Linked DNA regions of Homo sapiens: region 2 is linked to region 1. The links are chromatin contacts, found by Hi-C or POLR2A ChIA-PET in ENCODE. All regions are on one chromosome and are shown on one strand. Each heading gives the region's core, a stretch centred on a gene start or an enhancer-like site at or near the end of the contact. The rest is flanking DNA. Distances are from core to core; before and after follow the strand shown. Region 1 has its middle 47 kb from the start of EML1. Region 2 overlaps LOC124903379 (a long non-coding RNA gene).

What was found. A loop is a pair of places that touch in the nucleus more often than their neighbours do. ChIA-PET counts read pairs that join two places held with the same protein, here RNA polymerase II (POLR2A). Pooled maps may share reads with other maps.
Region 2: a loop to region 1 is called in a pooled map, with 1.9 times the contacts of the local background. The contact joins two enhancer-like sites. A Hi-C loop is called at or near these places in 4 of 50 pooled maps. POLR2A ChIA-PET finds 5 or more read pairs at or near these places in 4 of 52 experiments (A549, A673, HEK293 and 1 more).

Annotation. Positions count from the first base shown.
Region 1 is chr14:99,744,081-99,749,528 of GRCh38, reverse strand. It overlaps a transcript of EML1 not described here. Among named protein-coding and RNA genes, the nearest start is that of EML1, 47 kb to the left of the region's middle. RefSeq lists an enhancer at 1-4. Within about 2 kb of position 2,713, at least 16 of the 41 ENCODE cell types and tissues checked have a DNase peak (open chromatin) inside an H3K27ac peak, as active enhancers do.
Region 2 is chr14:100,026,438-100,031,885 of GRCh38, reverse strand. It overlaps LOC124903379 (a long non-coding RNA gene), which reads left to right. Exons shown (of 2, transcript XR_007064329.1): 2 at 1-491. It also overlaps a transcript of EVL not described here. Among named protein-coding and RNA genes, the nearest start is that of EVL, 36 kb to the left of the region's middle. Within about 2 kb of position 1,250, at least 16 of the 41 ENCODE cell types and tissues checked have a DNase peak (open chromatin) inside an H3K27ac peak, as active enhancers do.

The DNA.
Region 1 (5,448 bases), core at 1,464-3,963:
TCACAGTCTGTGAGGCAGGTGCTGTCATTGTCCCCATTTTACAGATATGAAAACCGAGACTTAAGGTGGCAAAGCCAAGAGGTGGTGCCCAATAAGCACGTGAAAAAATGCTCAGCACCATTGGACACTAGGGAAATGCAAATGAAAACCTCAGTGAGATACCACTTCACACCACTAGGATGGCTGGGGGGGCGAGAAGACAGTAACAGGTGCCGGTGAAGATGTGAGGAGTCAGAGCCAGCATGCCCCGCAGGTGGGAAGGGAAAATGGCGCAGCCACCGCTGGAAACAGCCTGGCGGTTCCTCAAAATGCTCAACATAGAGTCACCGTATGATCCGGCGATCCCGCTTCCCGGTGTGCACCCAGGGGAAATGAAAACAGATGTTCACACAGAAACTGGTACACGAGTGTTCATAGCAGCGTTACTCATCATGGCCAAAGCGTGGAAATAACCCAAATGCCCGTCCACTGGTGAACAGACGAGTGAAACATGGTATATCCATATGCTGGGGTATTAATCGGCAATAGGAATGAATGAAGATGGATACAGGCTCCAACACGAATGAACCCAAAAATGTTTCCTAAGCGAGAGAATCCAGGCACAAAAGGCCACGTGTTACAGGATTCCACTCATATGAAAAATGCAGAATACGCAAATCTACAGAAACAAAGTGGACGAGTGTTTGCCAAGGGCTGTGGGGAGGAAGCTAGAAGGGGTCGCTACTAATGGGTATTGGATTTTTCCGTGGACGACGGAAGTGTTCTAAATTTGATTGTGGTGATGGTTGCACAACTCTGAATATACTAACAACCACTGGATATATACTTTTAAATGTGTGATTTATTTATTTTTAGTTTCTTTCTTTTTTTTGAGACAGGGTCTCGCTCTGTTGCCCAGGCTGGAGTGCAGTGGAGCGATCATGACTCACTACAGCCTTGAACTTGTTGCACAGGCTGGTCTTGAACTCCTGGACTCAAGGGATCCTCCTGCCTTGGCCTCCCAAAGTGCTGGGATTGCAGGTGTGAGTCACTGCGCTGGGTCTAAATGTGTGAATTATATAATACATCTCAACAAAGGTGTCACTGAGACAAAAAAAAAAAGATAACAAAGCCAGGATTGGAACCCAGGACACTTTCTATAAAGCTGCAGCCTTGAGCATCGCTGGCCCCTCCCTTTTCCTCCCAGAAACCGGGGAGAAACGTGAGTACCACTCACCCCACATATTCCCGCAGCCTCGGGGCAAGCTCCGGATCCCAGGACCCCACATGCTCTGAGTGGGCAGGCCTGGGGCTGCGGGCAGGGGCTGTCCTGGGGCTGCGGGCAGGGGCTTTCCCAGAGCAGCGATGCCATCCCTGTGACAGGCTCTTAGCTAGGGTCACCTGACAGACCCTGCAGGGCCCCGGGAATCCTGGCTGCAGCCACACCTCCTGCCCGGGCATCCCGGGCGAATTCCGCCTTGGCAGTGAGTGGGGCTCCTCCCAGGCACCCAGGCACGCATGATCTCATGGATGTCACAGCTGTCGGCCCTAAGGGAACCTCTTTAGGGCACCTCATCCCTGGTTTTCGGTCATTGCCAAGTCTTTACCCTCTCTCAACCAGCTCAGTGTTTCAAGATGGAAAGAAAAGGAAGAAAGTCCAGGAGGGGGTGGCTTTCCAAGTGTCTAAGGTGAGATGAGGCCCCTTCCCGTGCATTGCTGACCCTGCAGCGGGACCCCTGGGGCAGCACCAAGTCCCCGTGTGGCCAGGGGTGGGCTTGGTGGCTTCCACTCAGGCCTCCCAGTGACTGGCAGGTGTCCTTACTCCGAGCCCCTGCAGAGAGTAGATAAGAAGCGGGCCCAAGCCTGACCCTGAAGCTCACCCTGCTCGCCCCATGAATTCCTAAGGCGCAGCCCAGCCCTGGTGCAGTGCAGACCTGGGTTTGGTGAATGAGACATGAATAGACACAGAAAGGATGTTCCTTGGGTCTCTGACAGCCCCTCACCCATAGGACATCCACCCTTCTCCACTGTCTACCCAACATGCCACCCCCCAACTGGGCAACCGAGGTGGCCCCAAACCCACTTTAGGATAGAGTTTCTCCTTCCCCCTCAGACCCCTGCCCCCCATCAGGCCAGACAGCTGCCATTCCCCAAATGTGCCCTGTACATCTGGAGCCGATCTGTGCCACCCCGGGCCTGCCTTTCTCCTGGGCCAGAGGCTGGTCCCTTGGTCCAGGCCTGGAAGAATGCGCAGTGCCCTCCTCGCCATTTCTATACATTTCCAGGGGAGTTCGGAGCTCATGATTTTTTTTCCAGAGGTGGTGACTGTTTTTCTTTTCTTCCTTTTTTTTTTTTTTTTTTTGAGACGGGGTCTAGCTCTGCCACCAAGGCTGGAGTGCAGTGGCGCTATCTCGGCTCACTGCAAGCTCCACCTCCTGGGTTCACGCCATTCTCCTCCCTCAGCCTTCTGAGTAGCTGGGACTACAGGTGCCCGGGTGGTGGTTGTTTTTCTACCTCCTTAGTCATGCTTATCCTGGGTATCTGGCCTTGTGAGATGGGGCACAGCGCCCGATAGAGCGGAGGCAAGCACAGGATAGCAAACAGGAGTGCGGAGGAGCCGCCCAGGGCAGGGCGCGGCAGATGCTCAACAAACCAGAGCACCCGGCCACTTGGGCTTCTCTCCCCAGGAAGAACTGGGAGCCCTGGGTGGGAGGAGCCCTGCTCGAGGGGTGGGGACACAGGACAAGGCTCTATGCCAGCCTCAGCCAGCCTTCTTAGGCATGAAGTTGACAGAAGCATCCACCAGCAGCAGAATGGGGATGGTGTGAGGCCCTGGGCTGCGTGGAGGGGGCCCAGGGCGTGGGGTGCGACTGAGCCAGCTCTGCCCATGGGGTAGAGCCGGGGCACCAGGCTTTGGCTGTTGTCCCCGGGCGAGCAGGAAACCACTCCAGAGAGATGCTGGGGCTTAGGCGGCACCTCCTGAGTCCTCGGCTTCTGCTACAAGGAAGACTCCTGTTTCTCTTCATGCTGCACATCCGCCCCCACCCCATCCTGTGGAAACCTCCCCAGAGGCAAAGGGCTTGCCTGAAGCTAGTGCTTCCGCCACATAGCTGGGCTCAGGGCCAAGCCTCCATCCAGGCTCCAAACATAGGTGCCCCCTGAGACCTCTCCCTCCTCCCGAAAAGTTCAGAGGGGATTGCTGGGCTTGGGTCCTGATAAAGGCCCTTCCCCCAAGCCACCGCCACACCCAGCTCCCTTCTTTGGAAAAGAGTGCCACTTTTCTGACCCTCCTGAGGTGGGTGACCCCAGGTTGGGGACAGCGCACCTGTCTCAGTCCCATCTGTCTCAGTTACTCCCTGTGTGACCTTGGGCAAGCCACTCCATTTCTCTAAATCTCCATTTGCTCGTCTATAAAATGGAATGATAACATTGACTACATAGGTTAAAGGGGGCGTCATGTGGAACTGAGTGTGTGAAAGGGCCTAGGGGAGGGGGAGCCGCCATTTTTCAGTGCCTACTGTATACATTCTTGTTTAGTCCACCAGTAACCTCAGTCTATTAACCCTAAGGACAAGGACACCAGAGTGGGCTGGAGAGGCAAATCCCACAAGGGGAGACCCAAGGCTGGCTGAATTCCCTGCTCTAGCCTCAAACCACAGTGCCTGGCAGTACACCATGCACACAGCACAGGCTCAGTAAGCGTCCACAGAGTCAGAGGTTAACTCAGACTATGAGCGAGAAGTGGCAGGAAGGATGTTTTCTGCTCCAGCACCAGCACTTGACATGTTTTTCCACCCAAAATAAATGAGGCAGGATTCCTAAAAGATGTGTTTAAACTTGGTAGAGAGTTCTCTAAACAGTTTGGCCTCGAGGGTGGACCACAGAGCTGAATACTGCAGGAATGTCTGACCCCCCAAACGGAGCTCAGCAGTATCAGGTCCAATTCTGGTTTTATTTCTAGCAATCCAAGTTGATTCACTGACTCTTATGACAGGGTTCGTAGGCAACCTCTAGTCTTTGCAAACATTATTTTTAAACCAGATCTTATCTCATACAAAGCAATGTGTGATGTGTGTGGCCACAGCCCTCTGTTATACTGTAAAGTTTTATTTAAATGTGTTTCATAGTGTGTGCGTGTGTGTGTGCCATATGTGTATGTACACGCCCACCATTAAAAGTCATTTGGGGCCGGATGATGGCTCATGCCTGTGATCTCAGCACTTTGGGAGGCCGAAGCAGGCGGATAATTTGAGGTCAGAAGTTTGAGACCAGACTGGGCAACATGGTGAAACCTCGTCTCTACCAAAAATACAAAAATTAGCCAGGTGTGGTGGCGCATGCATGTAGTCCCAGCTACTTGGGAGGCTGAGTCAGGAGAATCGCTTAAACCCGGGAGGCAGAGGTTGCAGTGAGCCGAGATGTGCCACTGCACTCAAGCCTGGGTGACAGAGCAAGAGTCTGTCTCAAAAAAAAAAGTCAACTGGGAGAACCAGCTACTAAACTGATGACACAGCTTCTCTTTAATGGTGTCATAGAATCAAAGAGAGAGTGCATATCTGTATTAGAGTGAAGAAAACACGCTCTTCTCATCATTTCCCCCAGTATTATTCAAAAATCATTTCCTTCTAAACTCCTATCTCAGTTTTCGGATCTGTGGATTACACTGAATAAACGGATTCCACAGCCTACTCATTCCAACACCCTCTTTTGTACCTCAGCAAATAAAAAGTCAAAAGATATTTCTGGCTAAGGTTTTTCTTGGTTATGCTTTTCCTCGCTGGAGGTGATGACCGAATCATTCAGAAATTTATTTTCGTGCTTTAAAATGCAAATGCAACTCCGTGGGAGGGAGCGATGTTTTGAAAAGTCTTGCCCCTGGCGTTATGATTTGCATATTGGAAATCACATGATTTACATTTTGGATACCTGTTGACCACAGCTCACACAATGTGCTCTATTTCATAATTAAAATGGATTACTTGAAAAACAAACAAAGAAACAGACGGTCAATTCGGGGGAAAAAAACTCAATGAAAGGGGTGCAGACATTACTGCTGTTCCTAATGGAGAGACACACTCTGTCCTCTGGCCATTTGGTGTGCCCATGTGGCTTGCTGTAGCCAGTGAAACTTTGGCTGTGGCAAGGTGGGTTACTTCCCGGTGGGTGCATTTAACTGGTGCTGTGTCGCCATCTCTCTCTTGGCTGGCTGCAGTGACTGGGAAAACATTGGTCTTTATGGAAGCATCACACTGGGTCACCGTGTAGGGACCTGCCCTGGGAGCAGGGAGGGGGTCACCAGACCTGCAGTGGTCTTTTTATAAGGTAGAAGTGTACCTTTGTGGTATTGAGCCATTGAGATTTGTTTATTCTGGAGCATCCCGATCCCATTCTGACTTATGTAAAAAAAGAGTAAGAAACAAAATAACCAAAGAGGCTGTTTTGATGAAGGCAAAATTTTGAAATCAAAGT
Region 2 (5,448 bases), core at 1-2,500, 280 kb before region 1:
AGAGTTGATTTTCAAAAAGGAAAGAGCTCCAAGTGTTCCTGTTTCTCCCAGGGCCACACAACAAGTGAAAGTAAATCGTCTTTTCTCTCTTCTAGCACTCGTGCTGATGAAGATGGGGGGCAGAGTAGTCACAAAGAATGCAGTGTGAGTCAACCCTGGCATCTGGAAGGATCTGAACTGGCTGACTGGAGTGAAAAGAATTCTTCATGTCTGTAAATTATTACGAAATGCCCTGAAGAGCCCAGTGACTAGTCACTGAGTATCAAACCCAGGAAAGACCACGAACCAGCATAAGTTCTAGATCAAACATTGTAGTCTGTACAAGCCACACTTCTAACACATCTAGGTTCAATCTGCCTTCAGAGGTGCCAGTGGAATTCAAAAGCATGTTATAGCACTTTTCATTTTCCAGTGCTCTTGATTATGAAAGCTCACACATGGCCATTCTCCTCTCTGAACATCTCTGCAAATAAAATATTATTCCTATTTTATCCCAATGAAGTTATGTGACTTACATAAACTAACGCAGCATCATTAGAACCTAGGGTTTCCAGGTTCCCAAGCTCAGGTTCTTCCCGTGAACTCCAACGAGGTGTGTACATCAGAATCATCAGTGGAACTTTAAACAGTGCACATGTCTGGGTTTCACCTGCACATATTTGGACTTAAGAGGTTTGAGGAGTGGCCTGGGCACCTGTCTTTAGATTGCAATGGGCCTTCCCAGTTGAGAAACATTACATAGATTTCCCAAGTTGAAAGTCACTCTTGAAAGCTCTTTAGTTGATTCTCTTGCTGTCCAGGAGAACCACCCCAGAATGTATCACATCATAGCTACAATTGTTGGAAGGGTGCTCTTCACTGAGTTCTCACTTGTAATTCACTCTTCCCTACACGGAAGAGACCTCATACGTCATAGTTGTCCCGTGTAGTCCTAGTTAGTTCAACAGACACTTACTGATCACACTAGGCTCCAAGGATAATGAAATAGGACACGGAGAAACGTACAACAATGAATAATGCAATGGGCTGTGGCCTGAGTACAGAAGCACTGCAGACTCAGAGAACCAGGGGTCACTTGGTGGTGGGCTCTGGTTGTATTATCACAGTTAGCCAGAAAACACTGTAGTCCCAGTTTGTCAACTGCAAGGAACTTATTAATCTCTCAGACCAGGGAATTTGCATGCAAACCAAGCCAAGATCCAAGCTCTCAGCTGATTAGTCACACCATGTTTCGTTCACTGTGTCATAAACATTTCAGTAGCAAACATGATTATCTTCCAAGGACTGATTTCTGGCATTCTGAGTCTGAACGCTCAGGGAGAGGGGAAGACTAGAAGTACTCTAGCTGGAGAATGTATCAGCCTTTTTCCTGGCTCCCATGCAATTTCTAATCCAGGATAAGTGTCTATAAAATGCTTTGCTGCTTACAGTAAATTAAAAGAATTAATTTATTGAGTATCTAAATGCTTTATAGAGGTAATCTCGGCCGGGCGCGGTGGCTCACGCCTATAATCCCAACCCTTTGGGAGGCTGAGGCAGGCGGATCACCTGAGGTCGGGAGTTTGAGAGCAGGCTGACCAACATGGAGAAACTCTATCTCTACTAAAAATACAAAAGAAAAAAAAAAATAGCCGGGCGTGGTGGCACATGTCTGTAATCCCAGCTACTTGGGAGGCTGCGGTAGGTGAATTACTGAACCCAGGAGGCGGAGGTTGCAGTGAGCTGAGATTGCGCCACTGTACCCCAGCCTGGGCAACAAGAACGAAACTCCACCTCAAAAAAAAAAAAAAAGGTAATCTCATTTAATTAGCATAGTAACTGTCAGAGATTGGTAATAGTCCCATTTTACAGGTAAGGCAACCAAGGCACAGAGAACTTAAGTAATTGCTCAAGGTGATAAGAAAAGTCAAGGTGCTAGCAGCATGGCAAAACACCTAGTAGGATTTCCCATCACTACTACTTATTCCCCAGAGGTGAAAATGTTTATCTCTGCAGAGTAGCCAACTTCAGGGCAGAGAAGTCACCAGTCACAGGGAAAGGACAAAATGGACCTGGGTTATACCCTGAGAAGACAGCAAAAACTCTCCCCTCAATCAGCTAAAGCATGGCTAAGAGCACACTGTCCCCCTGTTCCTATACCTCAGCTCCCGCACACCTACTAACAGCCCTTGTCTTGATTTTCATCCACCCCAATCCTATACCCTCCAAGGCTCACTCCCACAGATGCTTCCTCCTGAAAATCTCTTTTAACTTTTATACAGCAAAACTGTGTCCACCTCCCGGCCACAGCACGTTATCTGTATCCCTATGGAATCTATCCCAATCTCCTATGTTAGTATTATCTTTGCTACCTGCTACTCCATGCTTTTGGTCTGTCTGTTCCACACCTCTTGAGGACAGTGTTCCTGGAGGCAGGACTAAGGATTACACATATTTACATTTTCTACTGTGGCTTATATTGAGTAGATGTTCTGGAAGTATTTGTTCAATGAATGGTTATCCTAGTATCAAAAGGGCCCTCCCACATCCCTACCTCCAAAATGACCCATTGCCTGACTTTTCAGAACCAACATAGTTGAGGATATGTTTGCAACTACCCTAAGTAGTCAGCAGGAGACATAGAGACCCAAGTTGGTATTCTGTTCCAGGACTCACTCCTCTGGGAAGCCCAGCTAAATTCTTCCTCTTTGTTTTCTTTTGTTATTAGCATAAGCAACTACTATTACACTAAGCAAAGAGGAATGGGAGATAACAGAAACTGTTTTAAAACACGGCATTTGAATCTGTTAAACATTAACTGATTAAACTTTCACTGATTACAAAATGTAAAATATACAAACAATACAGCAATGTTTTATAATTTATACACTTCTTTCCTATACATTATCCTCAAAATAGTCCTTTTGCTATATGTGAGGTAACTAAGGCCTAGAGAAATAAAGTGACAGTCATAGCTTACATTTCTTTTGTAGGAAATGGAGCCAGATATTGGGACTCTAGATCTACAACACTGCCTCACTTTGAGTAAAACTCAACAACTGCACGCTTATTTAATAATGAAGAATAGATTTTTTTTGAGATGGAATCTCGCTCTGTTGCCAGGCTGGAGTGCAGTGGCGTGAACTTGGCTCACTGCAACCTGCGCCTCCTGGGTTCAAGCAATTCTCCTGCGTCAGCCTCCCGAGTAGCTGGGACTACAGGTGCGTGTCACCATGCCTCGCTGATTTTTGTATTTTTAGTAGAGACGGGGTTTCACCATGTTGACCAGGATGGCGCTGATCTCTTGACCTCATGATCCACCCGCCTCAGCCTCCCAAAGTGCTGGGATTACAGGCGTGAGCCACCGCGCCCGGCCGATAGATTGTTATTTTTAAGTATATCTGCTTTGCCATCCTAACAACTAAATTATCTGCTTCCCAGTGCATAAAGGACTCAAACAACTCAATACAAAGAAAACATATATTCTGATTTAAAAATGGGCAAAAGATCTGAATAGACATTTCTCAAAAGACATATAAATGGCCAAGAGGTATGTGAAAAAATGCTCAACATCACTAATCATCTGGGAAAGGCAAATCAAAACCACAACAGCATCTCACACAGTTTTATCAAAAAGACAGCCAATAAGTGACTCTGGCAAGGATGTGGAGAAAGGGGGGCCCTTGTACACTGCTGGTGAGAATATAAATTAGTACAGCCACTGTGGACACTCCAAAACAGTTTGGAGGTTCCTCAAAAAAAAAAAAAAAAACAAACAAACAAAAAAACAACTAAAAGTAGAACTACCATATGATCCAGAAATCTCACTGTCAAATATATATCCAAAAGAAAGGAAATTGGTATACTGAAGAGACTGATTTTACTCCCAAGCTTACTGCAGCATTAGTCACAACGGTCCAGATAGGAATTGAGTCTGGGTGCGGTGGCTCATGCCTGTAATCCCAGTACTTTGGGAGGCCAATGAGGGTGGATCACTTGAGGTCAGGAGTTTGAGACCAGCCTGGCCAACATGTGGGAACCCTGCCTCTACTAAAAATACAAAAATTAGCTGGGCATAGTGGCGCATGCCTGTAATCCCAGCTACTTGGGAGGCTGAGGCACGAGAACTGCATGAACCTGGGAGGTGGAGGTTGCAGTGAGCTGAGATCATGCCACTGCACTCCAGCCTGGGCAACAGAGCAAGACTCTGTCTAAACAAAAAAAAGATACAAATCAACCTAAGCGTCCAACAACAGATGAATGGATTAAAAAAAAAGTGGTATAAATATACAGTAGAATATTATTCAGCCATAAGAAAAAATGAAATTCTGTCATTTGCAGCAACCTAGATGAAACTGGAGGACATTACGTTAAGTGAAATGAGGCAGGCACGAGAGAGACGAATACTACATATTCTCACTAATATATGGGAGCTAAAAAAAAATTGAAGTCATGGAGATAGAGAGTAGAATGATGGTTATCAGAGGTGGGAAGGGTAACGGGGAGAGGGTAATAAAGAGGGATAATTAGTGGGTACAGAAATACAGTTTGATAGAAGGAATAAGATTTAGTGTTCAGTAGTACAATAGGGCAACAAGAGTTAACAGTAATTTATTGTACATTTCAAAATAACTAAAAAAGTGTAATTGGAATTTTCCTAACACAAAGAAATGATAAACGCTTGAGATGGGCATTCCAGTTACCCTGATTTGATCATTACACATTGTACACTGTATGCTTGTATCAAAATATCACATGTACCCCATAAATAGGTATACTTAGTATCTATAATAATTAAAATTTTTATAAATAAATAATTTGTTTCCCCAAATAACACCTTGCTTTTGGCTTGTCAGATGGACACCAGGTGAAACTGTCAAGTCAATGAGGTCTGTCCATCCCTGTCTTACCTGCTCTATTCTCTCTCCCTGGTCTGTCTGCCCTCTGCATTCTTCCACCAACCAGTGCTCCCACCATCATCTATCAAAGATCCACATGGTTGTAGATTCCAACAGGCCCCGGGGATCCAAGACAGAGAGGGATCATAGCTCCCACAGTTAGGGACTGTGACTTACTTAATTCAAAGTATTTTCATTATCAGACATTTAATAATACGTCCCAGAGCTGAGAGTATGCTGTCAGCAGTAGTTGGTAGGGATACAAGATGACGACCTTCTCTCTGACCTCAAGGAGCTCATGCTTTGGTAGAGAAGAAGATGTGAGAGAAACTAATAATCATACAACTACACAGTAGTAAGCACTACACAGAGATGGGATGGAAGAGCCGTGGGAACTGGGAGGAGGGTAGGTCATTCTACCCCAAGCCCTCTGCTCCTTTTCTAGAAGTTCCCTACTTTTCCTACATCTGTGGAGCACGTGCCAGGCACCACGACAAGCTCTGAGCCCACAGGAAAGACTGAAAGGTTGGGCTGATGGTTAAGACACAGGGTCAATTTATAGGATGGCATT